Linked DNA regions of Mus musculus: regions 1, 2, 3, 5 and 6 are each linked to region 4. Evidence: chromatin loops called from intact Hi-C (ENCODE). Cell type or tissue: heart. All regions are shown on one strand. Each heading gives the region's core, and the rest is flanking DNA. Links, peaks and the distances in the headings are about the cores only. Region 1 overlaps Serpina9 (serine (or cysteine) peptidase inhibitor, clade A (alpha-1 antiproteinase, antitrypsin), member 9). Region 2 overlaps Serpina3k (serine (or cysteine) peptidase inhibitor, clade A, member 3K). Region 3 has its middle 8.7 kb from the start of Serpina3g. Region 4 holds the start of Gm24334 (a small nucleolar RNA gene). Region 5 has its middle 11 kb from the start of Serpina3f. Region 6 has its middle 22 kb from the start of Serpina12.

What was found. Hi-C counts contacts between places; a loop is a spot of excess contacts. Peaks named below come from ENCODE experiments on the same cell type or tissue, not always from the same donor. Only the 100,000 strongest peaks of a DNase experiment are listed, where the experiment ranks them.
Region 1: a loop joins it to region 4, with 8 times the contacts of the local background. A loop is called at or near these places in 39 of 42 quality-filtered maps.
Region 2: a loop joins it to region 4, with 2.3 times the contacts of the local background. A loop is called at or near these places in 13 of 42 quality-filtered maps.
Region 3: a loop joins it to region 4, with 2.7 times the contacts of the local background. A loop is called at or near these places in 13 of 42 quality-filtered maps.
Region 5: a loop joins it to region 4, with 2.4 times the contacts of the local background. A loop is called at or near these places in 8 of 42 quality-filtered maps.
Region 6: a loop joins it to region 4, with 7 times the contacts of the local background. A loop is called at or near these places in 36 of 42 quality-filtered maps.

The regions. Positions count from the first base shown.
Region 1 is chr12:103,992,535-103,997,869 of GRCm38, forward strand. Serpina9 (serine (or cysteine) peptidase inhibitor, clade A (alpha-1 antiproteinase, antitrypsin), member 9) reads right to left here. Exons shown (of 5, transcript NM_001361910.1): 5 at 4,081-4,657. The coding sequence ends at 4,457. Among named protein-coding and RNA genes, the nearest start is that of Serpina11, 5.2 kb to the left of the region's middle. In heart, for the core only: a CTCF peak has its summit at 2,940 (motif pointing right); no DNase peak of the experiment used is centred there; H3K27me3 peaks cover 3,358 bases.
Region 2 is chr12:104,345,193-104,350,527 of GRCm38, forward strand. Serpina3k (serine (or cysteine) peptidase inhibitor, clade A, member 3K) reads left to right here. Exons shown (of 5, transcript NM_011458.2): 5 at 41-547. The coding sequence ends at 229. Among named protein-coding and RNA genes, the nearest start is that of Serpina3k, 9.4 kb to the left of the region's middle. In heart, for the core only: no CTCF peak of the experiment used is centred there; no DNase peak of the experiment used is centred there.
Region 3 is chr12:104,242,203-104,247,537 of GRCm38, forward strand. No RefSeq gene overlaps it. Among named protein-coding and RNA genes, the nearest start is that of Serpina3g, 8.7 kb to the left of the region's middle. In heart, for the core only: a CTCF peak has its summit at 3,086; DNase peaks (open chromatin) are centred at 1,259 and 3,499; H3K27me3 peaks cover 371 bases.
Region 4 is chr12:104,416,005-104,421,339 of GRCm38, forward strand. Gm24334 (a small nucleolar RNA gene) reads right to left here and starts at 3,396; the gene lies at 3,269-3,396. In heart, for the core only: CTCF peaks have their summits at 2,712 (motif pointing left) and 3,363 (motif pointing left); no DNase peak of the experiment used is centred there; H3K4me3 peaks cover 440 bases; H3K27ac peaks cover 257 bases; H3K27me3 peaks cover 695 bases.
Region 5 is chr12:104,222,613-104,227,947 of GRCm38, forward strand. No RefSeq gene overlaps it. Among named protein-coding and RNA genes, the nearest start is that of Serpina3f, 11 kb to the left of the region's middle. In heart, for the core only: no CTCF peak of the experiment used is centred there; a DNase peak (open chromatin) is centred at 2,539.
Region 6 is chr12:104,063,552-104,068,886 of GRCm38, forward strand. No RefSeq gene overlaps it. Among named protein-coding and RNA genes, the nearest start is that of Serpina12, 22 kb to the left of the region's middle. In heart, for the core only: a CTCF peak has its summit at 2,897 (motif pointing right); DNase peaks (open chromatin) are centred at 2,890 and 4,150; H3K27me3 peaks cover 373 bases.

The sequences.
Region 1 (5,335 bases), core at 861-4,860, 420 kb before region 4:
CCAGGAATCTCCCCTCCACTCATCGACCACTTCCTAGAACCAAAGGCATGTATGGACTCCCAGCTCCCAGAATGGCCGCTTTGAGTCCTGCTTTGCTGCCTGGTTCTCTAGACTGCTCACTTGCGGGGCCTGCCCCCAACACAGGCACCTCTCACTGGCTCGACCAGCGAAGCCTTGGGTTTTTATTGATGACCAAGCATCTCTGCCTGTGACAGAGCACTGGATCCCAGCCCTGGCCGCACTAACCTCATCTCTCCCTTACGTTGACTGCAGGCCTGGCAGTGCCCACCTGTTCTCCGTTCTAAACTGTGTTCATCTCCCCTTTGGCAGTCTCCAGAGAGCCCGTTTCTCCCAGATGCTCACAGGATGTCACTGCTCTGCCAAGCTCATACCTCACCTCCCACCCCTGAAACTCTGCTCTTGCCTCACCCCAAACAACTGCTGATAAGCAAAGGAACCCCGTTTCTTTCCTGCACACTCTGTCTCCTGCCTAGAATGACATTCCCGCCCCTTCTACTTCTCAGACAGACGCCAGCGCCTACTTCAGAAAACCACCCCCTATGTCTATCTCTGCCCCGGGCTGTGTCACTTCCTCTGGGCATGCTTGTAACACAGTGTGTCATCACACTCTTCTCAAGCTGGCTTGCAGAATGCTTTTGGTCTGTGGGATCTTTGTGGCAATAACCCACACAACTGGTGCTGGTGTCTGTTGTGTTGGCACAGGGCAGGCACATGGGTGTGCTGCAGATACACACATTTGCTACACAGAAACTCACTTCGTCACATTGATGACCAATTGGCAACGAAGAGATTCTGGAAGAGGAGGTGACATGTGACCCAGCTGAGTATCCACTGCTGAGAGTACCAGGCAGGGTCACACAGATGGCCTTATTTAAACTCCATGAAAGATGAAACAAAACAAAAACTAGTAATTATGGAGAAATACTTGTAAGGAAGAAAAGGGGCTGCGAGAGGGCAGGGGGGAGTAACCAGAATGCATTGCATACATGGATAAAGTTGTCTAAGAACAGACCTTATTAATAGTAAAAGAGACCCCCATTCTCTGTCAGTATGGTATGGCTAACCACAACAGCAGAGAAAGGAATTGTGATGAATAGGCCAGTTGTGAACAAGTGGCTTATGATTTTCAACACTGGCCACCCCACACGTTAGGTCCTGGGCCACATGCCTGCTTCATGTTATCACGCCAATCTTAGAAGCTATCACAAAGCAAGTGATGTTGCCATTATATGTGGGCTCCTTCAGGCTGCAGAGAAGAGGTGTGCTATCACCTGGAAGCAAGCTCACACCATTGAGCAGGCTCTTCTGTAGCCCATTCTTAGCTTCAGGAAGGATGGCAGATGGTGGGTATCAGGTGTCATGGGTGTCTCTGAGAATGGGAGTGTAGGGAGGTGGGTGGAAGACATTCTGCATAGATGCCCACCGTTCTCCACAGCTCCCAGCTTAGCAGAACCATCCTTGCTCCCCATCTTCTAGACAAAAGCCTCCGTAAGAGCACCAGTACATGGGCAGTGCTCCCTGAGCACCGGTGATCTGGGACAAGTCTTCCTCAGCATTCTCAGTGTGCTTGCTCACTGGGCAACTTGATGACGTGGGGCCGGGTGGGGTGGGGTGTGGGCTCTTAAGAGTGGGGACAAAGCACATGGAGATTAAACAGAGTCCTAAAGGATGCACAGTCGGGATGGGGCAGGGCTGCCTTTCCATTCTGTCTCAAAGAGTCTGAACTGTAGCCCTTTTCCCTGAGCTTGGTCCCTTCTGCCTCTTGCCTGCATGCTGGGCACCTATCTTGCTCATGAGTTCCCCAATGTCAGACCCCAGAAGCAGCTCTTACCGGTGTCTTGTGCCCTGTGGGACAGAGACACAAGTTGAAGCCATAACGGTGCACTCGGTGGTCTTCCCAATGCTGGTACTTACACAAGTGCTTTCAGCCCATGTGAGCAGCCTCTGTCTCAGCAAGTGTTAGCTCGTCCCTTCTTCCTCCTACCTCACTGTAAACTCCACAATGTGGGAGTGATTCTTGACCACACCCCAGCCTCAGGACTGCTTCTGCCCATAGTAGGTACTCAGTTCAGTTCAAGGCCTGCAGACTGATTCAACATCCACTTAGAAGTTCTGAATGCCCAGAGCCCTAGCCAGGGTACCCCGCATGGTTTACAATATTTAAAATATTCCTACACAGACAGGAATGGGCAGCCATTGTTTTATTTACATTCTAAGCTGCTTTGGTAGCGGCCACGGAGCCAGCTCAGCTCTGCATCGTGAAGGCTGCTTAACACTGAAGAGCCCATGTTCTGCACACCCTGCTCAAGCAGAATATACAGGAAGTGGGGACATCAAATGGTTTAAACAAAAAAGGACGGCTCATTGAGGAGATGTCTGATGTGTAGGACATAGAGCTTGGTTAGAATAATAGTTACTCGTCTTGTGGTCCTGGCCAATAAACAACCTGGAAAAACCAGCATAAGAAAGGAAAGGTCTGTTCGGTGTAATGGATCAAGGGTACAGTGCAGAGAAGTTTCGGTGGCTGGAGCTTGAGGCAGTGGGTCGCACTGCATCCGTAGACACAAAGAAGAGAGTAACGAATGCTCTCTGTAGAGCTGACAGTCAATCCTGACCATCACAACTAGAAACGTTGGACAAGTGACTCTGGAACTGTAGGAACAGCCCAGAGCCTGGTACTCTGGGTTCAGTACTGGGAATCTATAGTTTGACTGTTCACTGAGATGCCTTTTGGAGATGATGTCATCCTGATTTCTATTAGCTCTATCTTCCTTTAGAATACCTGTTAGTCAAATTTGGTAGGACAGTCATGCCAAGCTTAGTCATTCTTGATGTTCTGTTACTGATGATTTTGAACTCATGGACCAGCCCATGGGGACAAGGTTTTCCGATTCACACCTCACATACATTCAAGCCTCCCAACCTGCACTTTGCTTGCTTCCCAGCAGAGGGCGCCGAAACCCAACTTTCTTCTGTAAGCCTGCATACATCTCTCTGGTTTGATATCTCTCTCTCTCTCTCTCTCTCTCTCTCTCTCTCTCTCTCTCTCTCTCTCTCTCTCTCTCTCTCTCTCTCTCTCTCTCTCTCTCTCTCTCTCTCTCTTTCTCTCTCTCTCTCTCTAGATATAGATATAGATGATATAGATGTAGATGTAGATATAGATATATTCTTTTCTATGTAACAGCCTGGAAAATCCAGCATTGGGATGCAGGGCGGGGGAAGGGGGGAGATGGGGGACACCAGTGCCTTCAGAAAAAGAACCTGAGCTTTGCTAAAGGTTGCAGGGGACATGCCAGTGCTGTGAAATGAAGTGGCCAGGAGCCCACACAGGACACCTGGCAGTGGGGGCGGGGCTGTGAAGGCAGGGAGCTGCCTCTGCCTCCAGGGCCCAGGGGGCATTCAGTGTGGCTTTCAGGATATGCCAAGCTGTTGTCAATATAAACAGCCACAGTCAGGGTGTCTTGGGGCCAGAAAGGTGGCCACATTGGAGAGGTCTTTACAACCCATTCTGCACTGACACTTGATATGTTCCTGCTTAAGAAACCCAGTGAGGTTCCCATTCCCATCCCTTGCCTGGCCTAGGCGGCTTCCCAGGCAGTGTGTGTTCCTGTGTCACCCTCTCTCCATTTACCTGCACGCCCATAACACACAATGCTCCAGTCGTAGGGCCTTCCCACTGCCCCTCCCATGCCTCTCCTATGAGTGTCCCCACTATCCTACACAGCTTTTATGACACTTACCCTAATTTGTTACAACCTCTTTGTGCACATTTCCTCGATATTGAATGTGCTCTCTCTCTCCCTCTCCCTCTCCCTCTCCCTCTCCCTCTCTCTCTTGCTCTCTCTCTCTCTCTCCCTCTCCCTCTCCCTCTCCCTCTCCTAGACCCAGCATGCCAGGAGCCATTGAAGAGCTCAACTGAGCAAATGAGAGTATGAATCCACCACATACCTACCGCAATGTCACCACTGAATGTCACCCAGCCACTCAGAAGTGGGCAATCCCTCGTTTTCAGCTTAGGGCCCTGGTGATGGGGGAGGAAGGGGGGGGTCTGTTACCACTGAGTCCACATTTCAGGTTTATTGAATGCAGTGCTGGGAGCCAGCCATAAAAGCAAAGGTACTGAGTCCTGTGTGTCATCATTTCTAAGAGCTCCCTGGAACTCTTAGAATGGAGCCCTGCCTGACCTGCCACATTCCAGGAAAAGGCTTTATGGGAAAACAGGTGGGAGGGGCCACTGGCAGGGTGACCAGGCCCTGCTGTCTCTTCTATGATTGGGCCCCATTGTGCTAATCCTTAGGGACAACAGGCTCCTGTTGGAGTCAAGGGGGCCTCAAGCAAGGAAGCGAGACTTGATGTCACCCTGCAATCGTCTTCCAACACACACCTATTTCTTGCGCATGATCAGTGTGAGACCAGCCAACAGTTCATCTCCAACCTACATCTTCCTGGGGTTTTCAACTTTCCCTAGAAAGAGAACAGATTCTGTGTTTTTATCTAGAAGTAGAATCAGGAAGGGTTCCTTGAAGGCAATGATAGAAGACGGGGTGTCCCTTGAGCGGACTATAAGTTTGGTGGTGGTGGCTGCCGCGGCTTCTGTCCCCTCCTCGCTGACGTCCAGCACAGCCTTGTGAGCAGCCTGTAAATGGGAGGACAGGTGTCAGCGGATCCCAGAGAAACTGTGTCCTGAGCCTTCTGCTACCAAAGGCTGATGCTGTTTTCTCTTCTAGGGAAGAGGCTCTCAGACTGTGACAATGGCCAAGATACACCATGGGCTGGGAACTGCCTTGAGGACAGCTTTTCAGGTGCATAGGAGTGTTCTCAGTGGGTAAAGCTCTATTGGGCTCATTATGTCCCATGGGGGACCTCTCAGTCTTTTTTTCCCTGGGACCAATGACAAAAATGTCCTCAGAACAATATCTGACCACCATTGTCAAATTAACACATAAGTAAACATATAAATTAACCAGATAAAAAACCTGACGAGTATGGACTTGGATGTGGATAGAAGCTAGACAGACAACCCATTAAATGAAGAGACTTTCTGTGCGGCATGAGGACATGGGACACCGATTAGACTACCAGGCTAAGCGATTTCAGATGCAACAATTGCTGTATCACGCGGGAATTGAATTCAATAATTTCTCACGAGGACCAAAATATCTGGCTTTTAGCTCCTTCCCTCCCCCTTTAGGACAAAAGCCACATCCGCAGGTCCAAAAGACACCTGAGCAGCAGCTGCCTAACAGCTGTTTGGGAATTCAATGATGGTGGGGAAGGAAGAGATGTTAGATGCCTATCTGTTCTTCCAATTCAG
Region 2 (5,335 bases), core at 689-4,688, 71 kb before region 4:
TCCCTGGTCTCTACTGAGTGATGTGTTTCTTTCCCCACAGGTGGTCCACAAGGCTGTGCTGGATGTGGCTGAGACAGGCACAGAAGCAGCTGCTGCCACAGGGGTTATTGGTGGCATTCGTAAGGCCGTATTACCAGCTGTGTGTTTCAACAGGCCATTCCTGATTGTTATCTATCACACAAGTGCTCAGAGTATCCTCTTTATGGCCAAAGTCAATAACCCCAAGTAGACCTAAAGCTCACCAAGTTCTCATGATTCTGTCCAGGGCTCTGGGACAGAGTCTGCATATGGATCTCTATATACATCCTGTCATTCAAGCTCTGATTGGCTGTTCCAAAGTTGGCTTAGACAGCTACATTGACTATCTCTGTGATCCCACATGCACATAAGACTTTGGACTCTCAGTGTCGGGCTCTTGGGCCTCTTGGGAGCATCTGTGCATATTTCTGAACCTGGAATCTGCCTTTATTCTTCTTCCCTGGTGACTCCTCTTTATGTGTCTGTACCCCAAACCTAGGCATTGGCAAATACACAGAGTTCCAATACCAACTTTGAGCACATCTGCTTGCACAATCTTGATGGGACCATGCTGGCCTCTGGGCTAACCCTTGAGAATCAGGCCCAGGACTGAGAGGGGAACCTGTTGCTCTGAATGTCATTCCAGCATCTGAGAAGGCCTGGTGCCATGCTTTCTCAAGGTTATGCTTTCCCTCTGCAGGCTTTGCCACTCAGTGCCCCATGCAGGGTCCCCTGAGCCTGCCTACATCTGGCACAGTTAGAACCCAAACTCCTGCAGCTGCATGGGACTGAGGGTCAGACCAGCTCTTCTTCCCCTGGCACTCCACCTCAGCCACTCTCTAAGATCCCAGCTGACCAACCTCACATAAAAAATGAACACCACCAACCAAAATAGGAGACAGGAGGAAAGGATCGATAAACATTACCTGCACAGAAAGTGCCCAGGCAGTGTTCCCTCAACTCCTGTTGGAAGGGGTTGCCTCTAGTGACAACATAGTAGTCGAGATTGTCATGCATTCTGTGACTCCTTTTATGGCCCTTTGACCAATATACTATTAATAGTCCCTTCTGTGGAACAGGAAACTAAGGCAGAGGAAAACTGAGTTATTTCCACCATGACCACTCAAGTAGACATTTTGGCTTGTGGGATGCTCTTCCAAGTGTCCTGAGGACAGAGGAACAGTCTCCTCCAAGTTGTGACCCTGTTCATGAGGTGTCACTATGGAGGGCAGGTGGTTGATGAAACAGAGCTCTGATACTTCCCAGAGAAGAACCAAATGGTCCATGGATCAGGTGACATTTCTGCTGTCATGGATGCCAGGAGGATGTGAAAGTGCTCAGATAACCAGAGAGAATATTTTGGGCAGGGCAAAGAACAATGGAGCCATTTCTGAAGATCTGAGAAGAGGTGGATTTCTGGAACAACAGTGTAGCTGAATGATGGTGGAGTAGAAGATGTAGGAGTGACCACAGGTTGGCAAAGAGTATGGCTCTTTGAGGATATTAGAATAATCAGAGCCATAAAGAGCATAAGGAGGGGTTAGACAAAGTTTCTTACTTGGGAAAGGTACTCTATAAGGTTACAGAGAACTGAATTATGATAGATGAAGATTGCCATTGAGGGCAGTCTCCAGGAACATCAGGATACAACTGGAGAGAAGAGTGGATTATTCAGCTCAAGGGATGAGCTTGCCTGCTGTCTTGATAAAAGAGGACAGGTCAAGGTACATTTGGGTTGGGGCAAGTGCTGTTCCTCGAGAATCCTCTGGACCTGGAAACACAGCCAGTGGTGTACATGGAGAAGTTCAGCTGTACATTCAGATTGAAACTTGCTTGAGTCTTAGGGCTCTGGCAAAGACCCATTGAGCAGTGGATAAGAAGTCAACAGAAATTAGAGCCTGGTGGGTCACACTCGGACCCCAGTTCCCAGTGAGCAATCAGGTACCCTTCCCTGATAGCCATGAGATGAGAGAAGGACTCATCTATTGAAACAATCAAATGGCCCAACAGTTTTCCCAATGTGTCTGTTAGGCATTGCCCTGAGACTGGGACACCACATGTACTCTGTGTGTATTGACAATCCCCAGCTATATCCCTCCATCCTTCCTGGATTCAACCCAGGTGTCTAAGGAGCTTAGTGCTGAATGCACCTCCTTCTGTTGGTGAGCTTATTCTGGAACTTGTGGTCAACTCCGAGTCCATCTCTTCTGCAGTCTAGGACCTAGATGTCAGGGTTTTCTTTCCCTCATTCCTTGGGCAATGAGGGTTTCTCCTCTCTTATTCTTCAATTATTGCCTGTGTGATGAACCCTCTAAAGGGAGCGACCCAGTGTATAATTGAGGGAACAGACTGTGGTCAGGAAGATATGTGCCTGAAAGTACTGCCATTCCCTTAGGTTGAAACCCTAGGAACTTCCTGTATTGCTCACTGGTTTCTCCATGATGAACATCGATCTATTTTATACTAATTCAACAGTGGGAAGGTGCTGAGAGCCTCCTGGATCAGAGAGAGTGATGGTGGAGGCACAGAATAGGACTCTGGTGTGGCTTTGAAGTCTGAGGGTCTCTGGTAATTCTAACTCTCTAACTGTATTGAAATGCTGGTGACAACATCTAAAAAACCATAAAACGTTCTTTGCTCTTTCTGAGGGTAAAAAAGCTGCAGACTTAGGTGATTAACAACTGAAGCCACAACAAACCCAAATTTATGGGACACAATGAAAGCATTCCTAAGGAGAAAAACTCATAGCTCTGACTGCCATCAAAAAGAAACTAGAGAGAGCATATGCTAGCAGCTTGACAGCACACCTAAAAGCTCTAGAACAAAAGGAAACAAATTCACCCAAGAGGAGTAGGCAGCAGGAAATAATCAAACTCAGGGCTGAAATCAACCAAGTGGAAATAAAAAGAACTATACAAAGGATCAACCAAATCAGGAGCTGGTTTTTTGTTTTGTTTTGTTTTGTTTTGTTTTGTTTTGTTTTGTTTTGTTTTGTTTTTCACAAAATCAACAAGATAGATAAACCCAGAGCCAGACTAACTAGAGGGCACAGAGACAGTATCCTACTTAACAAAATCAGAAATTAAAAGGGAGACATAACAACTGAACATGAGGAAATCCAAAACATCATCAGATCCTACTAAGAAATGCTATACTCAACAAAACTGGAAAACCTGGATGAAATGGACAATTTCCTAGACCGATACAAGGTACCAAAGTTAAATAAGGAACAGATTAATGATCTAAACAGTCCCATTTCCCCTAAAGAAATAAAAGTAGTCTTTAATAGTCTCCCAACCAAAAAAGTCCAGGACAAGATGGGTTTAGTGCAGAGTTCTATCAGACCTTCAATGAAGACCAAATTCCAATTCAACTCAAACTATTCCACAAAATAGAAACAGAAGGTACTCTACCCAACTCATTCTATGAAGTCACAATTACTCTGATACCTAAAACACATTAAGACCCAACAAAGAAAGAGAACTTCAGACCAATTTCCCTTATGAATATCGATGCAAAAATACTCAATAAAATCCTTGCAAACCAGATCCAAGGACACATCAAAACGATCAACCATCATGATCAAGTAGGCTTTATCCTACTTGAAGGATGGTTAAATATACAGAAATCCATTAACATAATCCACTATATATACAAACTGAAAGACAAAAACATATGATCATCTCATTAGATGCTGAGAAAGCATTTCACAAAATCCAACACCCTTTCATGATAAAAGTCTCTGAAAATCAGAAATTCAAGGCATATACCTAAACATAATAAAAGCAATATACAGCAAACCAGTAACCAACTTCAAACTAAATGGAAAGAAACAAGAAGCAATCCCACTAAAATCAGGGACTAGACAAGGCTGCGCACTTTCTCCTTACCTATTCAATATAGTACTCAAAGTCCTAGCCAGAGCAATTTGACAACAAAAAGAGATCAAGGGGACACAAATTGGAAAGGAAGAAGACAAAATATCACTATTTGCAGATGATATGATAGGATAGTTAAGTGACCCTAAAAATTCCACCAGAGAACTCCTAAACCGGATAAACAGCTTCAGTGCAGTAGCTGCATATAAAATTAACTCGAACAAATCAGTGGCCTTTCTTGACACAAAAGATAAACAGGCTGAGAAAGAAATTAGGGAAACAACACCCTTCACAATAGTCACAAATAATATAAAATACCTTGGTGTGACTCTAACTAAGGGAGTGAAAGATCTGTATGACAAGAACTTCAATTCTCTGAAGAAAGAAATTAAAGAAGATCTCAGAAGATGGAAAGATCTCCCATGCTCATGGATTGGCAGGATCAACATTGTAAAAATGGCTATCTTGCCAAAAGCAATCTACAGATTCAATGCAATCCCCATCAAAATTCCAACTCAATTCTTCAACGAATTAGAAGGAGCAATTTGCAAATTCATCTGGAATAACAAAAAACCTAGGATAGCAAAAAGTCTTCTCAAAAATAAAAGAACCTCTGGTGGAATCACCATGCCTGACCTAAAGCTTTACTACAGAGCAATTGTGATAAAAACTGCATGGTACTGGTATAGAGACAGACAAGTAGACCAATGGAATAGAATTGAAGACCCAGAAATGAACCCACACACCTATGGTCACTTGATCTTCGACAAGGGAGCTAAAACCATCCAGTGGAAGAAAGACAGCATTTTCAACAATTGGTGCTGGCACAACTGGTTGTTATCATGTAGAAGAATGCGAATCGATCCATACTTAACTCCTTGTACTAAGGTGAAATCTAAGTGGATCAAGGAACTTCACATAAAACCAGAGACACTGAAACTTATAGAGGAGAAAGTGGGGAAAAGCCTTGAAGATATGGACACAGGGGAAAAATTTCTGAACAGAACAGCAATGGCTTGTGCTGTAAGATCGAGAATTGACAAATGGGACCTAATGAAACTCCAAAGTTTCTGCAAGGCAAAAGACACCGTCAATAAGACAAAAAGACCACCAACAGATTGGGAAAGGATCTTTACCTATCCTAAATCAGATAGGGGACTAATATCCAACATATATAAAGAATTCAAGAAGGTGGACTTCAGAAAATCGAATAACCCCATTAAAAAAATGGGGCTCAGAACTGAACAAAGAATTCTCACCTGAGGAATACCGAATGGCAGAGAAGCACCTGAAAAAATGTTCAACATCCTTAATCATCAGGGAAATGCAAATCAAAACAACCCTGAGATTCCACCTCACACCAGTCAGAATGGCTAAGATCAAAAATTCAGGTGACAGCAGATGCTGGCGATTATGTGGAGAAAGAGGAACACTCCTCC
Region 3 (5,335 bases), core at 869-4,868, 170 kb before region 4:
ACAGTGGTGGTGGGCGGGTGAATGATAAAGCAAGACTCTGGATGCTTCACACAGAGCACCCAAAAAGACCTGGGTAGAGGAGGTGAGCTCTGTGATGAGGACAGAGGATGGGGATGATGGTGATGATGGTGATGATGGTGGTGATGGTTATGTTGGTGGTGAGGAGGAGGAAGAAGAGAAGGAGGAAGAGGAGGAAGAGGAGGCAGTGTTTGTAGTCCGGTAACCAAAAAGTGTATTTTGCCCAGTGAAAAGAACAATGGAGGCATTTCTTAGACTCCGAGATGAAGCATATTTTAGAAAAGTGCAGAACATACACTAGATGGTAAATCCATTTCTTAAAATGTAACAAGGGGAAGAAAGTGAGGGGTGAAAGCTCAAAAATCACAATGTGTCTTTCCCACTGGATATAATGAAACTCAGACATATAGTCACTTTGACATTTTAACCCAACTACCTGAGAGAGATCACTGACAAGGTCCCAGGTTTACTCATGAAAGATTAGCAAACAGCATTATGGGATAGGGAATAATAGTGCTGGCAATAGTTATAATGACCATCAACATCCTGGATGCCACTTCCACCCTCACACTATCCCAACCCCTGCAGCTACATCTCAGAAACTGATGCAAAATGCAGGCATAGGATGAGAACTTGTTTCATGTCATGTGTGGTTGCAGGGCTTGAATTCCAAGCCTTCCTTTGCAGCAGTAGGAATGGAGAATGGTGCAGCATCTTTGAAGAGGTTGATACAGCAATCACACTGTAGGCAGGTGCTCAGAGGAACAGGAAGCAAGGACCTGACAGGCACAGCAGCCAGCGTCCACCATGCTTCTCATAGTTGGCAAAGGGCTTGTGAATTAAGGGTCCCCCAACAGACGCAAGAAAGAGCAGAGCTCACTCAGGCCACACACTATTACTGAATTAGACAAACATGGGAGGTGCCACTTCCTGCTGCCCTGTATGTGAGCTTGACAGTATTTTCACAGGGAAACAAACCCATAAGTAGGGCCTGTGTCCTGTGAGCTACAGACAGGTGGTATTCAGAAGAGGGAAATATATGAATATAAAGGGTGCTCTAATGGTTGTGTAGAGCTATGGGGACCTGGGGGCATGACACATCAATGTTTATGAAGTCTGTAAAACAGTGACTAACATGGCTTGAAATGAGATACTGAAAATTCTGGCCAAGCAGAAATGGAATGTGAGTCCTCAGGGAAGGTTCTCTGAGCTTTAAGGTTGTGAAATGGATGGGCAGCAGACAGAAGGCCCAGCTGCTGGATGTGAAGTTTGTATGGTGTTGCAACATGGGGACAATAATTCAACATGCTATGGGGTTCAAATACTATGTTCCACCAGAATTTTGGGAGTAGGGACATGAGATCCTCTATGTCACCATCAGGCCTGCTGAGGAGGACTGGTCCATCTGCAGTCCCTCCTTTCCACTTCACTGGCTTTGCCCTTTTACTGTGAGCACAAATAGAAGTTGCTTTACTAACATGTCATTTACTCCTCCTTTTGAACCGAGGAGAAAAATGAAATATCTGAGAGTGAATTTAAGGTCAGTCGGGCAAGATAGTGAGGCACTTAGTGAAAACAAAACTGTAAGAAGAGGGCTGTGCCCTCCTTAGAATTGGGAACAAAACACCCATGGAAGGAATTACAAAGACAAAGTTTGGAGCTGAGATGAAAGGATGGACCATGTAGAGACTGCCATATCCAGGGATCCACCCCATAATCAGCCTCCAAACGCTGACACCATTGCATACACTAGCAAGATTTTATCGAAAGGACCCAGATGTAGCTGTCTCTTGTGAGACTATGCCGGGGCCTAGCAAACACAGAAGTGGATGCTCACAGTCAGCTAATGGATGGATCACAGGGCTCCCAATGGAGGAGCTAGAGAAAGTACCCAAGGAGCTAAAGGGATCTGCAACCCTATAGGTGGAACAACATTATGAACTAACCAGTACCCCGGAGCTCTTGACTCTAGCTGCATATGTATCAAAAGATGGCCTAATCGGCCATCACTGGAAAGAGAGGCCCATTGGACACGCAAACTTTATATGCCCCAGTACAGGGGAACGCCAGGGCCAAAAAGGGGGAGTGGGTGGGTAGGGGAGTGGGGGTGGGTGGGTATGGGGGACTTTTGGTATAGCATTGGAAATGTAAATGAGCTAAATACCTAATAAAAAATGGAAAAAAAGAGAAAAAAAACAAAACAAAAAAAAACAAAAAAAAAGAAGAGGGCTGTGCACATGGATGCACACATGCACGTTCACTAACACACAGACACGTAGGCTGTTTTCTGAGTATATGTCAGGCTCTGAGTTCAAAAATATGTATACGTGTGTGTGTGTGTGTGTGTGTGTGTGTGTGTGTGTGTGTGTGTGTGTTTGTGTGTGTGTAGGTGAGTAGGTATGTGTTTACATATAGCCATACACTACATATACTTCTGTGAATGTGTGTATATGAGTGTGTTTATATATAGACACACATATATGTATGATAGAAACGTATATACATAAGTAGAAAATGGACAAATATGTCGATGGGTGTAAGGACGGTCAGATTCTTCCAGTTTGTGCAGGTGTAATTTAAAAATGGAGCATTTGGCCTTGAACTTGAGTCATTCAAATTGCTACAACCAGAATATAAAAGAAGAAATAAATATAGGATTGTCATAGCAAACCCACATGTTTCCCAGGGAAATGACTGAGGCTGCTGGGACTCAGGTAGACTGCCTAGGGCTGCTGGCAGGAAGAGAAGGAAGAACAGGACACCTGTCTCACACACTTCTCTCTACACTTAGTCAGCCAGGTCACTTTTATTCCATCCCTGACCTGAGCAGGATGAGGAAGGACCAGGGATGCAGTTGCTAAGGTTTATCCTCTTCCTTAAAGTACAAACTCATTTTTCTGCATCCCAATGTCAGATCCTAATGACTGGTATTCTCTGTAATTACATTGAAATGTAATCCACCATCATAGCGGTAAAAGCACAAGAGCCCATGGGATGAGCAGGTAAGACATGCTTTAACAGCCATGCAGCTCCCTAGACACAAGGCATGTCAGTTCCAGGGATGTGCAGCAGGGGTCCACAATGTGCTGTGCAGAAAGAGAAACCAGAAGAAAGTAGCATTCTGCATTTTCTACTGGCTCAGGATGCATGTTTCACTAACTGTGACTTTCATGTCATCCTGGAGCACAGAGAAGGCAGGAGGGGAAACTGGGGCTCAAGAGTGTATTAAACAGCAGATGAGTTGTTGTTTTGACCCTCACCCTGAACAGTAACCCTGTCCAAAAGTGCCCTGTTCCAAAGCTGTCACCTGAAAGGGCAGCTTTCTCTGCTGTTCTCTGCTGAAAGGGCTGCTGTTCTCTGAATACTTGTGCTGGGGACTCTGAGCCATGTGCAGCCTCCACTCAACCCCTGTACAAGCAGAAGTCCAGCTTCCCATGGCCTCCCGGTGGACAAACCTCTGGGTCAGGGCCATGCTGGCCAATTGAGTCTTTTTAGCTCCTTGGAACGTTCATCAAATACACTCACTTTGAGGGAATGTGGGTCCACAGATGGCCAGCTAGCTGATTAGGACACAGTCCAACACAACGCAAACTCCTGTACACACACCCACACACCCACACACACACACACACAAACACACCATACCAAAACTACACATGCTCTCCAGCAGCAGACCAAAGGGAATAGAAGGAGGGAACAATGATGCAGGCTTCCCCACTGCTGAGAACCTCCAGCATGAGCCCACACTTGCTGAAGCACCTCTCTTTCATTTCCTTTACACTTCTCAGTAGAGAGGATTCTCCTCAGGTCAACCTGCCTGCTGGAGCTCCTGCCTGCCTCTGGTCTCTTCTCTCAAGTTACCTGCATTTGCATTAACCTCTCAGAGCTCTGATCATCCCTCTGCCACCTCCAATACTAGTTGGGCAGTGTCTGTCAAGATGTTACCAGGAAGATGCAGGCTACCATGCCTCCTGCCCTGACTGTTGATGCTCCATTTAAGGAGGGGCTCAGTGGGGGTGCTGAGCAGCTTTTCATTAGTTCAGTGCACAGGGCAGGTTCAGCTCAAGTTTAGAGATTTGGGGACCATGAAGTATGTATTATCCACAACCAAATCCCTTACCAAAAAGTCACAGTGAATAAAAAGAACTAAGGACTGGATATGAATCTAGACTTCAGATTGTCTGTCATGAACGTGACAATGCAGCAGGTACCACACCATGACAATCTCCATGTATCTGCCTTTACCTCTGAGACTCAAGTCTCAAGGCCAGCAGCAATGGCCCATTGCCTATCCTGTCCATACAAGACAGACCTTTATGCAGAAAGGCATAAATGAATAAATGCATGAATGTGTGAATGAATTCATAAACATGTATATGAGGAGATTATGAAAGTTAATGTAGTGAAAATGAAGCGTATGCCTTAAAAGCAAGTCAGGACAACCACTGAGGCAGATGGTCATGCACAGATGGGAACAGACCTGTCCTTTTGATGGAGGAAACTGAGATAACATGAGGCTTCCAAGTAACCTCAGCTTTTAGGACCTGAGCTTCTCTTTGCTCCTCCTACACCGAAATAAACTGAAGTTCAGAAAGTGACAGACTGCCCAAGGTCACATGGAAGAATGATATCAGGGAACATGTTGGTATGACAGCAAATTCTGGCAATAAATAAGCCAATCGCATATGAACCACTACTGCAGGGGAATTACATTATGAGAGTGGGAGATGGATATGGGTAAAGGAAGTGACCGTCATCTGAGGCAAGGGCATGGATATCTAGAATAAGATACACAAAGTTGGGTGCATGAACCAGCTGGGACATCTGCAACCACTCAGTGCCAATCATGGGACACAAGATGTCCATGAAGCAGGAGAGTACCTCCCTGTGGACTTACCTTCCCCCAGGGAAAGCATGACCAACACAATACAGCATTCCAGAAGCATATAGGAAAACAACCAGGGAGACAGCAGGAGCAGAAGAATGCATGGGTGTTCCATAGAGGTAGAACTTAGCACAAGATAAGGTGATAATGAGCCTCTGTCAGGACCTGCCATGCTCCAATCTCTCTACAGAACTGAAATTGCCAACAGCCAGTCAGTCTCTGCAGACAAAGACTCCTCCACTGCCAGTCACAGGCAGCTTCCCTTCAGAAGTCAGATAGACAACAGTGCAAAGCATGTCTCTATTATTTTATGTACCAATTTTATCATTACAGGCCACTTATATAGAAGCAGGCTAAAGCCTGTCAGCATTTTGGAATGTGTTTATTAATGTACAAGCTTCCCTATAGAAATGTGCCAGCATGGGTATAGAA
Region 4 (5,335 bases), core at 714-4,713:
AGGAAAGGCCCAGCTGCAGGGGAACTTTTGTCAAAGATGGAGTCGCAGACACCAGGCTCTGCCCAGAGTCTGTGGGGGTGGGGAGTAGAGCTCCTCTCTGTCACCTCCAGGCCTGCTGAGGAGGACTTGGCCAGCTGCAATCCCTCCTTGCCACTTCCCTGGCTTTGTCCTTTCACAGCGAGGAGAAATAGAAGCACATTTTAGTATCCTTTGGAACATTCCACCTTCTGGGGCCAAGGAGGAAAAATCTGACAGGGAGTTTAAGGTCAGTAGGGCAACCTAGTGAGGCGCTGCAGCAAAACAAAAATGTAAGAAGAGGGTTGTGCACACGTGTACACACATACACATTCACAAACACACAGACACACATTACACACCTGCTCAGGAATGACTCAGTGCTAGGGCATTTTCTATGTACCAGGTTCTGAGTTCAAATTCCAGTGTTCTCCCCAAAAGAAAAACCCATCTATGAAGACTGTGGATGTAATTAGTGACAGTTTTACTGTGGTCCAGGGTCACCATTTTGGCTTTTCTGTCACTGACAAGCAGCTTGAGGGATTTTATTGTTTGAGGAAAGGGCTGTGTATAGACACCTAACCCACCCAGCTCCCTTCATCTGACAGCTGTGCCACACTGAGAGCTCCCAGAACTATATGGGGGAGAAGAGGAAAAAAATTCTTGTTTGTTTGTTTGTTTGTTTGTTTGTTTGTTTGGATTTTGGGAACCTTTTGTTGTTGTTGGTGGTGGTGGTGGTTGTTGTTGTTGTTGTTGTTGTTGTTGTTGTTGTTGTTGTTTGAGACATGGTTTCTCTGCATAACTCTGGCTGTCCTGGAACTCACTCTGTAAACCAGGCTGGCTTCAAAGAGATGCCTCTGCCTCTGCCTCTGCCTCTGCCTCTGCCTCTGCCTCTGCCTCTGCCTCTGCCTCTGCCTCTGCCTCTGCCTCTGCCTCTGCCTCTGCCTCTGCCTCTGCCTCTGCCTCTGCCTCTGCCTCTGCCTCTGCCTCTGCCTCTGCCTCTGCCTCTGCCTCTGCCTCTGCCTCTGCCTCTGCCTCTGCCTCTGCCTCTGCCTCTGCCTCTGCCACGAGACTTGGGATTAAAGGCATATACCATCATTGATCAGCTTTGAGAAATTCTTAAAAAACAAGAATATGTAGCATTCTCTTCAACACCTTCCAGAGGGGTAAAGAGGTAGAAAGACATCGTTTTATATGAGAGGCAACAACTGTGCATATGTACATATCATGCAATGTACATGTGTACATATTATATGTCATATGCACATATCACATCATATGAGGCAAATAAAATGATAGCAAGATGGTGGGGAAAGACACATGGCTCTCAGATTTTTCTCTGCACTTAGTCAGCCAGGGCACTTTTGCTCCATCCCTGCCCCAAGTCAGCTGAGGAAGGACCAGGGATGCGGTTGCTAAGGTTTATCCTTTTCCTCAAAGTACATAGTCACTTTTCTGCATCTGAGTGTCAAGTCCTACTGACTGGTCCTTTTCCATCATTAGGTTGATATGTAACCTTTATTATAGTGTTAAAAGCACCAGAGATGGCACGGGTGAGCAGATGGGACATATTTTTAACAGTCACAGAGTTGCACAGAGACAAGAGCCGGGACTCAGGCAGCTCTGTCCCAGGTTGACCACAGAATTTCTGATGTCATGGACTTTTGTCCCAATGGTGGCTCTCCCAGGCCTGCTCTGCCCTGCCACAAACGTCTCTGTGAGCACCATAGAGTTTGCCTTCAGCCACTATAGGAAGTTGGTTCTTCCTACCCCAGGAAAAAACATTTTCTTCTTTCTGACCAGCATTTCCCTGGCTTTGACCACATGTTCCCTGAAGACCCAAGCAGCCAGAAGAGCCCAGCTCCACGTTGTCCTGGGCTCCAACCTCTCCGTGGTCCAGGCTGGATATATGATCTGCTGGTCCAGCTGCCAGTACAGAACTCCCCATTATTTTTAATGCTGGTTCATTAGCCTATGGGACCCACTCAAGAGACACTTGTCACCACATACATCCAGGAGCAGACCCAGGAGAGCTTGGGGTCCTCAGCCAGGAAACCCCAGCAGTTCTGGTGAATCACATTTTCTCTGTCTGCACCCCAAGTCTCACTGCCTGCCATAAACGGAGGTTCCTGTGCGGACAGACAACAAGAGGGCATTCGGTAAACGCAGTGTTTGTGCGCTCGAAACTCCTGCTTGAATGCTTCTGGTGCCAGGGAACTCGTTACCTACCCTTTTTAAATGCCACTTGTTGAGTTTGGTTGCAAAGAAAGAATTTCCTACCTTTAGTGTGCGCTGCTGGGGGTTTGAAAGGCAGGCCCTAACCTGTCCTGGGTGACTCTGATTCAAGGTCTGGGGAAGTTTCAGACCCAACCCTTTGCACTGGAAGATCTCCAGTCCCTCACAGGAGTGAACGTTCCGGGGGCGGGGCGGGGAGGGGGGGAGCTATGATCTTAGCTTTGAGTAGTCCTGTAGGCAACCCCAGGATTCCTGGGGTTACAGAGCGTGAACTCCGTGCTTCAGAAGGTCTGGGAGAAGGGTCTTGAATAGAGACCTGGGGTAGGGCACTGCGGGGGGGGGGGGGGCGGGGCGGGGGAAGCTTTCTTTCTATGAAGCAAGCTGTTTTCAAGCGTGCCTGGCTGGGAATGAACAGCTAGCCTTGCTCACCCCCTAGTGGCCATTTGGGAGAAGGCAGGGGCGGGTGTGAGTTTTCTCTGGTTTTCTCCCTTCCGGCTGGAAAGTCATATTATTTGTGCAGCAGTGGTGGGTCTCAGTCATTCATGTTCTGGCTGTCTTCAACCCTGCCCCCCTAATAAGGCAGTACACCACACAGCAGGGTAGGCAGAGACTGGTGTTCCCAACTCACAGAGGAAAAATTAGATCTTGTAGGTTTTGAGACAGGGCCGTGAGATGCAACCGAGGCTGCTCCCAAACTCTCCATCTGCCTGAGTCTGCCCTCCAGAGCTGTGTGATAGATGCAAGCCCCCATGCCCAGAGAGAAAACAAGCGTGTGTGTGTGTACATGCACCTGTCACCGCACATATGTGGAAATCAGAGGACAGCTTTTGAGCGCCAATTCTCACCACCCACCCTGTTACATAGGGTCTCTTGTTACTGCCTCCCCACCCAGAATTCCAGGCATGCTCCCAGTGGCAGCACAGGCCACAAAGAGCATCAGTCCTAGGCAGGGCTCTTTAGTGCTCTGCCTGCTCCTGGTCCCTGGAGGACTGGTGGTCCTCTCGGGCTCACTTTTTTCAGGGACTGTCAGTCATTCAGATGTCCATAGGTCAGAACACTGAGCATAGACACAGCTTTGCTCCTCTCTGCCACCTACTGGCACACGTGGGACATAGCAGCCACACCTGCATCACTTCTAGGAGCCACATTTTCTTAAGCATCTATTCCTTAAGTTTCTTTACAGCTTTCTGCCAGTTACAAAAGTCCAATTCTCCAAGCTAGCATTCTCATTTTGCCCTCTTTGTAGCATCCTGACCCCTCCTCTGCCTGGCCCTGACCCCTATTTCCCTTGAAATGCTGCACTGACTCCATAGGTATCCTGCAAGCCCAGGATCTTTTACCTTCCCAGCCTTGGCTCAGGCTGTTTCAAACAGCCCGTAATGTCCTCCCCTTTCTTTAAATATGCAAATTCATCACACCCTTCAAGGTCCTGTGCTAATGTGTATTGCCTTCCACTGTGCTGTTCTCTGTCACCCCTGCACCGCATGCAGAAATGAGTTCCTTGGGTAAAAATCCCTTTAATGTTGACTCTTCTCTATCAAATCATGAACTCCATGGAAGTCACTGCAATGTCACCTCATGGTCCCTGCTGTACCTGGCACAGTGGATTATAAGAATGTATGCTCTAAAAACATGCACTGAACACATCCTTGAATATGAATGGGCGATGGGAGGGATGAAAATCAATTATCAAAATAAAGTGATTGATACTTCACAAACTTCCTGTGGAACTTGCTCAAAGATGATTTGATTAAACATCTCTGGGGTGGGACTGAGGACTTGTGTTTCCCACAAGGCCTCAGTGATACTGAGGTTTCTGGTGAGTTAACCATGTTTTGTGTGGCAGATACTGGGTGTTCTTGTCACCATCACCTCAAAAGGGATGACACCTATGTTACTGGCTCCATCCTCCAATCCATTTGTGGAGCTGATTAAACTTTTTGAAGATTCCTATTTGAAGTCTTCAAACTTTGCTTTGGCATCACCGGTCAATTATCATGTAAGATAAAATAAGGATGAAGATAAAAACAACTCACAAGACTCAGAATGTTACTGAAACTTACAAGGTTCACAAGACCACCTGCATAAATAGTCATAGATCCTGGAGTGAGTCTTTCCCACTGGCCAAGATGTTGTTTAGGAAGCTCTAGAAATACTGTTTTCATGACTTACCACCTGTGTTCTGGTAAACTCTCTGGCAAAGTCACCCATGTGCCTGTAAGTAACCCCTCACTCATGTTCCTACAAATTGCCCCCAATAAATTCACTTGCTCACTAAACTAAACTTGAGTGGTGGTTTTCCTTTGATCCGTGATCATGGCCCTATCTAGACTGAATAAGTATTTGCTCATATCTCCCCTGGAAAAGTTAGACAACACAGTTATTTCCTGAATAGAGGCCAACAGAACCACAGATGTGTTAGGGAAAACTAACAGCACAGTGTCTACCATGTGTGCTGAGACAAGCACCTAAGGCCGATCCATATGAGAGAGGAGTGTTCAGGGAAAGCCCAAAATGACTACCTGTCCCCACTCACGCCCCACATCATCTGGGACATGATAGGACACACAACCAAGGATGAGTCATCTAAGAATGGGACTATCTACCTGTGGGGAGAATCCCAGGGTGAGCATCTTCCTTTTTGTGGTACAGAGTGGTGTGCTTGCTTAATGAGTGGGGCCCACTGGGTGACGATGGAGATACCTTGAAAATGGTGGAAGGTCTAGAGCTCTCTGAGAGCAACAGTCTTGCAGATGGATTGTCAATGAGCTGTCCCTGCAGTTGCATGGCCACTGCTGTGTGTACATAGGGCTGAGGCCAGGACAGCTGCTTGGAGGGAACTTTCCTGTTCGTGGGAGGAACTACAATGGGAAAGGGGCATGAGACTAGTGTCCTCTGCGTCAGCTCTGTGGGTAAACTGAACAAAAAGGGATGAGATGGAGGCACTGGCTTGCTGTTACTCTTTACTTATTTTATCTTATTTTTATGTGCACTGGTGTTTTGCTTGCACAAATGTCTGTGTGAGGGTGTTGGGTCCCATGGAACTGGAGTTACAGACAGCTGTAAGCTGTCCGTGTGGGTGTCA
Region 5 (5,335 bases), core at 491-4,490, 190 kb before region 4:
AAGGCTGACACCTGGGATCTTCCTGTGAGACTCAGTTCCTTCTACATGCTAAGCATCCATTTCTTAAAATGTAACAAGGGGGAGTAAATGAAAGGTCGAACCTCAAAACACAATGTGTCCTTCCCACTGGATCTAATGAAACTCTGACATATCACCTTGAGGTTTGAACTCAACTACCTAACAGAGATCATGGACAAGGTCTCATGTCTACACAGGAAAGATTAGCATGCAGGACTATGGGATAGGGAGTAATAGCGCTGGCAATAGTTATAATGACCATCAACATCCTGGATGCCACCTCTGCCCTCACACTAGTCCAACGCCTGCAGCTACATCTCAGAAACTGATTCAAAATGCAGGCAAAGGCCAAGAACTTGTTTCTCTCCATGATATATGGTTGCAGGGCTAGAATTCCAAGCCTTCCTGTGCAGCTGTAGGAGTGGAGAATGGTGCAGCATCTTTGGAGAGGTTGATACTGCAATCACACTGTAGGCAGGTACTCAGAGGAACAGGAAGCAAGGACATGACAGGTACTGCAGCCATCGTCCACCACGCTTTTCATAGTTGGCAAAGGGAATGTGACTCAGGTCCCAACAGATGCATGGAAGAGAAGAGCTTGCTCAGGCCATAAGTTATTACTACATTAGACAAATGATGGAGGTGACATTTCCTGTTTCCTTGTGTGTGAGACTGCCAATATGCTCACAGGTAAAGAAGTCAGACCCAGTAGGGCCGGTGTCATGTGACCCATAGATGTGTGATTGTTCAGAACAGGGGAATTCATTAATTGAAAGGGTGTTGTAATGGTTATATGGATCTTTGGGGAGCAGAGAGTGGGGGGTGACTCATCAATGGGTATGAAATCTGTACAGCAATGACTAACATGGCTTGAAATGAGACACTGGAAATCCATCCAGACAGGAATGAAATGTGGGTCCTAAAGGGAGGTTCTCTGAAATTTAAGTGTGTTAAAGGGCTGGGCAGCAGAGGAAAGCCCAGCTGCTGGTTGTGAAGTTTGTGTGTGGTGCTGGGACATGGGGACAATAATACAACATGATATGGGGACCAAACACCAAGCTTCACCAGATCCTCTATGTCACCATCAGTCCAGCTGCACTCCCTCCTTTCCACTTCATTGGTTTTCTCTTTCACTGTGAGCACAAGTAGAAGTTGCTTTACTAACATGTCATCCACTCCTCCTTTTGAGTCAAGGAGGAAATGAAATATCTGAGAGTGAGTTTAAGGTCAGTAGGGCAAGATAGTGAGGCACTGAGTCAAAAGGAAATGTAAGAAGAGGGCTGTGCACATGGATGCACACTTACACGTTCACAAACACACAGACACACATTATACACCTGCTCAGGAATGACTCAGTGGTAGGCTGTTTTCTGAGTATATGTCAGGCCCTGAGTACAAGCATATATATATTTGTGTGTGTGTGAGTGTGTGTAGGTATGGATTTTTATATAGACACACATATACATATGTTTGGGTAAATATGTATACATGAGTTTGTATATACATAGACACACATATATGTATGATATACATGTGTATATACATATGTTGAAAATGGACAAGTATGTTGATGTGTAAGGATGTTCAGGATCTTCTAGCTTTGCACAGATGTAATTTGCACATGGGGCACTTGGCCTTGAACTTGGGCTATTCGATTTGCTACAACCAGAACATAAAAGAAGAAACAAATATAGGATTGTCAAAGCAAACCCATCTGTTTCTCAGTTAAACAAATGAGGCTGCTGGGACTCAGGTAGACTGCGTAGGGCTGCTGGCAAGAATAGCAGGAAGAACAGGACACCTGACTCACACACTTCTCTCTGCCCTTAGTCAGCCAGGTCACTTTTATTGCATACCTAACCTGAACAGGCTGAGGAAGGACCAGGGATGAAATTGCTAAGGTTTATTCTCTTCTTTAAAGTACAAACTCATTTTTCTGCATCCAAGTGTCAGGTCCTACTGACTGGTATTCTTCATCATTACATTGATCTGTAACCCGCCATCATAGTGCTAAAAACACCAGAGCCCACGGGATGAGCCATCATAGTGTTAAAAACACCAGAGCCCACGGGATGAGCATGTAGGACATGTTTTAACAGCCATGGAGCTCCCTAGACATAAGGCATATCAGTCCCAGAAATGAGCAGCAGGCGTCTACCATGGGCTGTGCAGAAAGGTTTCGAACATCAGCTTTGCAAATGCCTTAAAGAGACAGACCGACTACTGCTCTGGTGGCAAGGTACAAAGGTTTACTGATTTCTTCAGCTTATAAGCATGGGTAGGATTTGCAATTTTTACTCAAACAATAACATCTTTGCTTAATTAAAATTAACACACAATATTTTCACTCTTGGTTTCAGTTTCTCATAATAAGAACTTCTTCAAAATAAGGAACTGTTTATCAACAGACCCAAGACATCCTCCTCAACGGATACATATTGACTCTTGGCTAGGAGCAGGAAATAACTTTGGCCCACAGAAAGTCATGTTTGGACATCCCTCCCTTCCAGGAGGGACAGCCCCTGAACTTTCCCCCAGTTAACTGCTGTGACCCTTTCAGGCCAGAACCAAAGGGAAGCCATTGTTCTCCTCATTCCACCCTTTTTTCTTTAACTAAATGAACATGGGAGGCAGATGACCCTTTTCCTCAGCAAGTTTTAACTTCTTCAATTCAATCAAGCTTTTATGAGTCTGTTGCATTGCCCCACGAATTAAATAGGGAAATAAACTATATCCAGTTATTAATAATCCTGCAATAATTATAACACCAATTACCCAATTTTTTAAAAGATGTAAAGAATGGAAAAGCAGATTTAAGAGCATCAACAAAGGTTTTAGTCTGTTCCATAATGTGAATATCAATTTTTGGAATGTTCATAATATCTTAAATATGTTCTTTTAATTCATTTAAATCAAGGGACGTATAAGAATTATCCCATACTCATTGTAAATGGTTTTGTATCTTATCCCATGAGCACTTACTATCATCATATGGAACTGGGGTAACACAAATAGTCTTAAATTCAGCATGACAAATTCTCTTATAGCCATAATCTGCAATCGACGACCCAATAAATCAATGAGAGAATTCACTCTCATTTCAATTTTTATCCCATTCTTTTTGAACATATAAGGCTTTAACCAAGCCATTAACATATGCTGCAGTGTGTATACTTTGCACTAAGGACACAGAAGCAGTTGCCATTACCGTCCTAGCAACTATCAAGGCAGCTATTCCTGCTATAATTATGCCTATGACCCTTTTAGATCGTAACAACAATTCTGTGGTTGCATGCTCAAGAATTGCTAGGGCTTTTTCATCATACCAATCCTTAGTCAAATTAACTGGTAAATAAACATAACCAGGTTGCTTAACAATCAAAAAATTACTTAAAGTAGAATTAACACAATTAGTTATTTGACAATTAGTACAATTAACAGTATTAATATCTATCAATAAATTCCCACTCAAAAAGGCCAATGGTTCTGGAACACACACACGTACAAAAACTTCAGTCTTATTTTGTTCGTCCTGAAATGCCGTGATGTTCCCGATAGGAATCCAGGTGCTGTTAATTCTTTTAACTCTTATCATCCCAAGGACTGCAATGGCTTTCCATAATGAAGAAAAATAAGTTTCATTATTTTTTGTACAAATCCCATAAACCAAATTAATAGGACAATGATTAATATAATCCAAAATATTCCAATCACACAAGGTGGTATTAGAGCAAACAGTCTCATTAGCATAGCAATATCTCCAAAAGGGAGAAAAACCCAATTTCGGGGGCAAAACAGTCCTGCATACAGGAATCCGTTGTGGAGGACGTCTGGGGCCTCTTCTAGGATCATTTAATATCGGATAATAAAGTCCAGGGCCCAATGTATGCCTGCATTAACATTATTGTCCCAATCATCTTGTATGTTAACTTGTTCACAATTTTCAGTCAAGTTCTCGCCAAAACACAACAAAGACCCTTCATATTTACCAGAAGAATTTAATAAGGCATGAAATTGTAATATATGACCATCAGAGTACTCTCCTAAATACTTGGTTTGATTGACATAAACAGGAATATCTACAGTTTCATCCCAAGTGACGGGATGAATTGTAGGTGGATTTGGAACATCCGCCCAATAAACTTATGCAGAGCAGCCTCAATGTAACATCCAGATAATGCTAATCAACAGGGCAATCTGCTGCATTCGATCCTGTGCTGTCATGGAAGTTATCATTCGAGGTTCCTGGCAGTGGCGTTGAAAGGAAAGAGAGACATCTGTCTTCTTAATTATCCATCTTGGTTTTCAGCATGGTGTACACACCGGGATGTCAACCCACAAGGGGAAGGTGCGTCTGTTGGGAAAACACAAACATACCCACAGCTCCATAAAAGTACAGGATCTGGGTCGTGTAATGAGCCGTCCATCTGATCTTTCCAATAGACTAAAGGTTTTGCTTTATCTTCGTGATGCCAATGCCTGTCAGCTGCAGACAACCCATCAGCATCCAAATTTTAAAAATGTAAAGTAAACAAGGTATGAGAAAGAAGAGATTTCGGGGTATCCTTAAATCCCCATGTCACCCTTTTTAATTTCTTCAAATGAGCCTTTAAAAGGCCATTCGCCTTCTCAACTATTCCCAGTCCCTGAGGATTATAAGGAATTCCTGTTTTCAAAACAATGGCAAATTTCATGCAAAACCTTTGGAAAGCTTTACTGGTATAGGCTGGTCCATTACCAGTCTTAATTACCTTTGGTATACCCAAAATAGAGAAACATGGCAATAAATATGTACAAACATGAGAAGCTGTTTCTCCTGTTAATGCATTAGCAACACAAAAATGAGAATAAGTACCAATAACTACATGAGCATAAGATAATTTACCCAATTGTGGAACATGTGTAACATCCATTTGCCACAAATCATTAGGCTGTAAACCTCTGGGATTTACACCATAATGAGATACAGGCAAGAATGGAGCGCAAGAAGAACATGGCTTCAAAATCGTTCTAGTTTGCTCCTTAGCAATCTTATGTAGGAGCCTTAAGGTATGAGTAGAAAGATGAATTTTATAGTGACCACATTTAGCCAAAACAATAGGATCCAAAACTAAAGCTTCTCCTACCAGAGCTTTGTCAGTACAATCATTGCCTGCAGTTAAAGGTATCAAAGCTTTATCAATACAATCATTGCCTGCAGTTAAAGGTATCAAAGCTTTATCAATACAATCATTGCCTACAGTTAAAGGTATCAAAGCTTTATCAATACAATCATTGCCTACAGTTAAAGGTCCGGGAAGATCAGAATGAGCTTTTA
Region 6 (5,335 bases), core at 700-4,699, 350 kb before region 4:
GCATCTGACAAAGCACAGCACTGGGTGTTGCAGTGTCACTGTCACCAACATGTCATCGTTCTGGCAAGGAGAAGTGACCACCAGGCCATTGCCAGGCTGTGCTTCCTCAGCTGGTGCTGGTGGCCCGTCATCCTTCATCCCTCCAACCTCTGCCTCCACCACCCTATAGCTGTCTTCTCTGAGTTCAAGGTCCCCTTTCTGGAAGGACAATAGCCATATTATCTAGCCATACTAGATTAGGCTCCATCTTATCACCTTGTGATAATTTTCCTGTGCAAAGACAATATTTCAAAATAGGATCCCATCCTGAGGGGCTGGTATATAGGTTAAGACTTCAGCATACCTCGTGTGTGTGTGCGTGTGTGTGTGTGTGTGTGTGCGTGTGCGTGTGTGTAGGGGGTTGCATATCTCCCTCCTAAGACCTACCATGCCTTTACATTCACCTTAATCATATCTCAGTATTCTATTCTTCCAAAGAGCCATCTCCTCTCTGTCCTCATATCTTCAGCAACCACTTAGAATGAAAACGTGGCTCCTGAGAGGGAGCTCATCTCATAAGACTCCTAAGAGTCGCAGGTCCTTACCTAAGCAATGAAGGCAGCAAAGAATGAGTGGGTAGGAGATGCTCCTTAGTGGGGCTGCCTACAAGTTGGACAGGAAGTCCAGGGATGTGTCTTCATAAGTTGTCATCCATACTGGGGTGAGCTTTTTGCTGGTACAGCTGGCTCTAGTCAGACCTGGAGACCCTTGAGGAGCAGAAGAAGGGAATTCAGCCAGGGAAAAAAATCTGGGAGATCCAGTTCCCAAAAGGGCCAGGGTTGGGATCTTGGCTAGGAATTAAGTACTATTTTGTTGCTATTGTTCTTTGATGCAGGGTTTGTTGTGAAGCCCAGGCTGGCCTGGAACTCTCTATGCTCCTGTCTTGGCTTCCAAGTGGAGAACCTGCCAGTGTGTGCTCCGATGGTCACTCAGCACTGTTGAGAATGTTAATTTTGTGTGTGGTGTACATTATAAGCACTCTTCTGAGGTTTTAAATGAGCAAATATTGTCAAAAGTAAGCCAGTCAGCCATTTGATTGACAGCTGATAGACCCTTCCCAGCTTGCAGCTGTTCTCACTGGGGATGGGAGGAGCTATGTTTTTCCTCTCCAATGACTCAGCAGAAAGCCTGTGATTGGCACTGATGAGAAACTCGACAGTGCATATCATCTAAGCTGCGGTTGAATTGGAAGCTATGTGCCAGGGATCCACACGCCCTTTTCTGGCTCTGCATGCAGACTGGTTTTCAGTAGTTGAGGGTCAATATGAGAGGTTTCTTTTCAGTGGCTGTTCCCTGGTGTGGTAGCGTTGGGTCTCAAATAAAGGTTTCTCTACACATCTTTTACTGTCGGCTTGCAGTCTTCATCACAGCCAAGTGGGCTGGGCTGCTTCATGAAGAGCAAAGCCTTCTGGGAAGTTGACCAACAGAGCAGCAGGGAGAAGGCAATTGAAGAGTCAGCAACTGTGCAGTTGCGACCAAGACGCTTCAGAAGATGAAGCTGTGGGAACCACCAATAGTTAGTTAAGGGCTCAGAATCCTGACAGGCAAGGCTCAGGCTAGCACTAGTTCCTTGGGGATGAGTCACTAACACTAACCCTCTGACACGAGTGCCTCTTCTGTCTGGATACATACACTACCAGATTGGGGCTGTGATTCACAATGACTCTTTGTTGCAACATTTTTCTCTAGAAAACTTAAGCCCAAACAAAGCTTGTTTTTATCCAGTGAAGAATGTAACAGAAGGCAGCCCGAGCTACCACTGACAAGATTCTCTCAGCTTCAGAGATCCAGAGAGTGAACCAAACCTCAGAGATGCTGGCCTTCAGTCACTGGCTGGCAGAAGCCCCCCTGCCCCATAGTTCCTACCATGGCCATCCTAGCCAGCAGCCACAGAAGGGCTCTCAGCATTGAACTCTGGAGCAGCTGGGCCTGAGGACCCTGAGAGTGAAAGAAACCAGACTTTGCCAGCCATAGCCATGATCGGCTATAGCCCATGGTGACACTGGACCAGGTCTATGGGTTGATTAAGAACATGTGCAGGTTTTGGTGTGCTTTCTCTCTCCATTTCCAGGTCTGACAGCTCTCTACTGATTGCCCCTCTTCTATGCATAATTTGCATGTACTCATGTACACACACACACATGTATAAATGTACGAGAGAGGGGGAGGGGGAGGGGAAGGAGAAGGGGAGTGGAAGGGGAAGGAGGAGGGGGAGGGAGAGAGAGAGGGAGAGAGGAAGAGGGGGAGAGGGAGAGAGGGGGAGGGGAAAGAGGGGGCGAGAGGGAGAGGGGGAGAGAGGGAGAAGGGGAGAGGGAAGGGGAGTAGGGGAGAGAGGGAGAGGGGGAGAGAGGGAGAAGGGGAGGGGGAAAGGGGAGAGGGAGAATCAGTTAAGGCCCAGCTGACTCTGTATAACTGGGTATATGTGTGATTGGAGTCTGGCTCCAGTCAGACTGAGGCTAAGGCCTAGCCAACAGGGATCTTCGGAAGCGGAAACCTAAAGACTTGAAAAGCATAGTAAAAGAAGAAGGAGGAGAGAAAGAAGGGAGCCCTCAAGCCCCCACGGAAACAACCAGACCTGCCGCTCTAGCATTCAGGACCTGGCAGGGGTGGGAGACCCCGCTTCTTTCTGCAGGGACCCATTCTGTACAGGATTGATCTGCCTGAGGCTTACCCAGGAGGCCAGCCAAGAGTTTCAGAATGAGAGCATTTGCCCACAGGGTTTGGCGAGTACTTTGTGCCCGCTCTCGCCTTCTGTGGCGATCTATACTTTTATGTTTACATAGCTTCATAGATTCGCCTTCTGTGGTGATTCAAAAAGGCAGTGTTTGTCATTGTCTCTGGCCGCTGAACACTCAGTTTCCAGTAGGTGGCGCTGTTTGTTGGGGGTTTGATGAAGCAGCCATGCTGGAAGTCTGTCTCTGAGGGAGGCTTCTCTCCAATCCCAGGTCACTTTCTTTGCGTCATGCTTGTGGTTGAAGGTATAATCTATCAGTTTCCTGTTCCTGCTGCCACACTTCCCTGCCATAATGAACCCTTATGCCCCTGGAACCTTAAGCCAACATAAATTCCTTCTTATGTAAAATGTCTTGGTTATGGAATTTTATTATGGCATCAGAAAAATACTGAATATCCCCTTGCTGATTTTGTCTTTACTATCTATTCACTTTATTCTCAGAGGGAGGGTAAAATCACACTCAAGCTAAGGATTGACCATCTCATCGGGGACTGTCTGCTACTCCAGCAACTGTGCCTCTCTTAGAAACCCCCCCCCCACACACACACACACACACAGAGAGAGAGAGAGAGAGAGAGAGAGAGAGAGAGAGAGAGAGAGAGAGAGAGAGAGCATTGTATGGGGACACTGGCACTCTCTCATCAAAGCTGAGCATCCCCAAACTAGGATAGGTTGCTGGCATGGCATATAGTCAAGCGAAGACTAACAGAGACTCATGTCAGAATATAGCAGTGTAGCTTCAAATGACACAAATGGAGTGGAATAGTACCGCCTCCACACAGTTCTTTATCATTACACTGTAACATGTTGCTTTGCACCACATGGTGGGACTCGTGGTTACGAGTATGTAGCAGAGGATGGCCTAGTTGATCATCAATGGGAGGAGAGTCCCGTGGTCCTGTGAAGGTTCTATGCCTCAGGATAGGGGAATGCCAGGGGAAAGAATTGGGAGTGGGTTGGTTGGGGACCAGGGGGAGGGGATAGGGGATTTTCGGAGGGGAAACTAGGAAAGGGGCTAACATTTGAAATGTAAATAAAGAAGGTAGCTAGTTAAAAAAAAAAAAGAAGGAGAAGAAGAAGTTTAAATCAGGAAGTGGCTCTCCCAGTCAGTCTTTCTGACACCCAGGTCACCGTTTTCTGACACTCGCAGTGTCTTGGCCTAGGTTCCACAATGAAACAATTCAGAGACGTGTGATTTATTAGAAAGGTCCCCACTCTCCAATCTGTCCCTTCCAGTATTCTGGTCATCTGCTCCAGAATCTGAAAAGCAGCTGCGTTTTCCACTCTCAGTTTTTATCTATGGCAAGCATTACTAGACAACCCCAGAGTAGCCAGAGCTAGACATTACTAGACAACCCCAGAGTAGCCAGAGCTCCAGGCAGTCATCCAAACAGCCAGTCAGAAGACTGTAGCTGGGGAGACAAACGTGCTACTGTCTGCCTCAGGGTTTGTTTCATCATCCAATCGGTAGACTATGGCATCTCTTTCTGCCCCAGGAAAGTGGGTTCTGAGATTCTGAGCTCAGGCTTTGTGGTGGAAAACAGCCCACACTCCTCTGGTGTCGCCACCTGCCAGCAGAGTGTCCCCCACACCCTTCTTGTCTCTAAGGAGGAAGCTCTGGGTCTAGCCTTTGAGAGCCATTATACAATTTTAAAAGGACTAACAGTGAATCCCTTATCCGTACTGTCATCTCTTCTTCCCTGTGGTATGAGTTTAAATAGAGTTTTTCTTTCTTTCTTCCTCCCTCCCTCTCTTCCTCCTTCCCTCCTTCCCTCCTTCCCCCCTCTTTCTTTCTTTCTTTCTTTCTTTCTTTCTTTCTTTCTTTCTTTCTTTCTTTCTTTCTTTCTTTCTTTCTTTCTTTCTTCCTTCCTTCCTTCCTTCCTTCCTTCCTTCCTTCCTTCCTTCCTTCCTTCCTTCCTTCCTTCCTTCCTTCCTTCCTTTCTTTCTTTCTTTCTTTCTTTCTTTCTTTCTTTCTTTCTTTCTTTCTTTCTTTCTTTCTTTCTTTCTTTTTCTTCCCAAGACAGATTTTCCCTGTATAACCCTGGCTGTTCTGAAACTTTCCCTGTAGACCAAGCTGCTGGCCTCAAACTGAAAGATCCCCTTCTGCAGTGCTGGGATCAAAGCTGTATACCACTCTGCCTGGCTTGATTAGAGTTTCTTGCTGAGCAAGGGCAAGAGGTCTTTGCTGGAACCAAGGGCAACTTACCAGTGACTACATCACTGAAGAAAATGGCACCCCTTCTCCTCATAACTGTTAATTTATGATTCCTCATGCCTTCTTCTCAATCCATGATGAGCTGTTGGGGCCCAATCTTATAGAGATCTGCAGACAGCCACACGAGTTATGGACGTGATGGCTATGCTATGTCAGGGAGACTTCTTTTTGCGGCCTGTCCCTCTGTCCCCCGGGTCTTACATACTGCCCACTGTCTCTTCCTCGGGGCTGCCTGACTCTGGGAGAGGGTGATGGATGTCTTATTACTGATGATGACCATAGGTTACAGTTCTCCATCAAGTGCTTCCTGCTGAAGTAAGGAGGTTCTCTGGTGAAGACTATGCTCT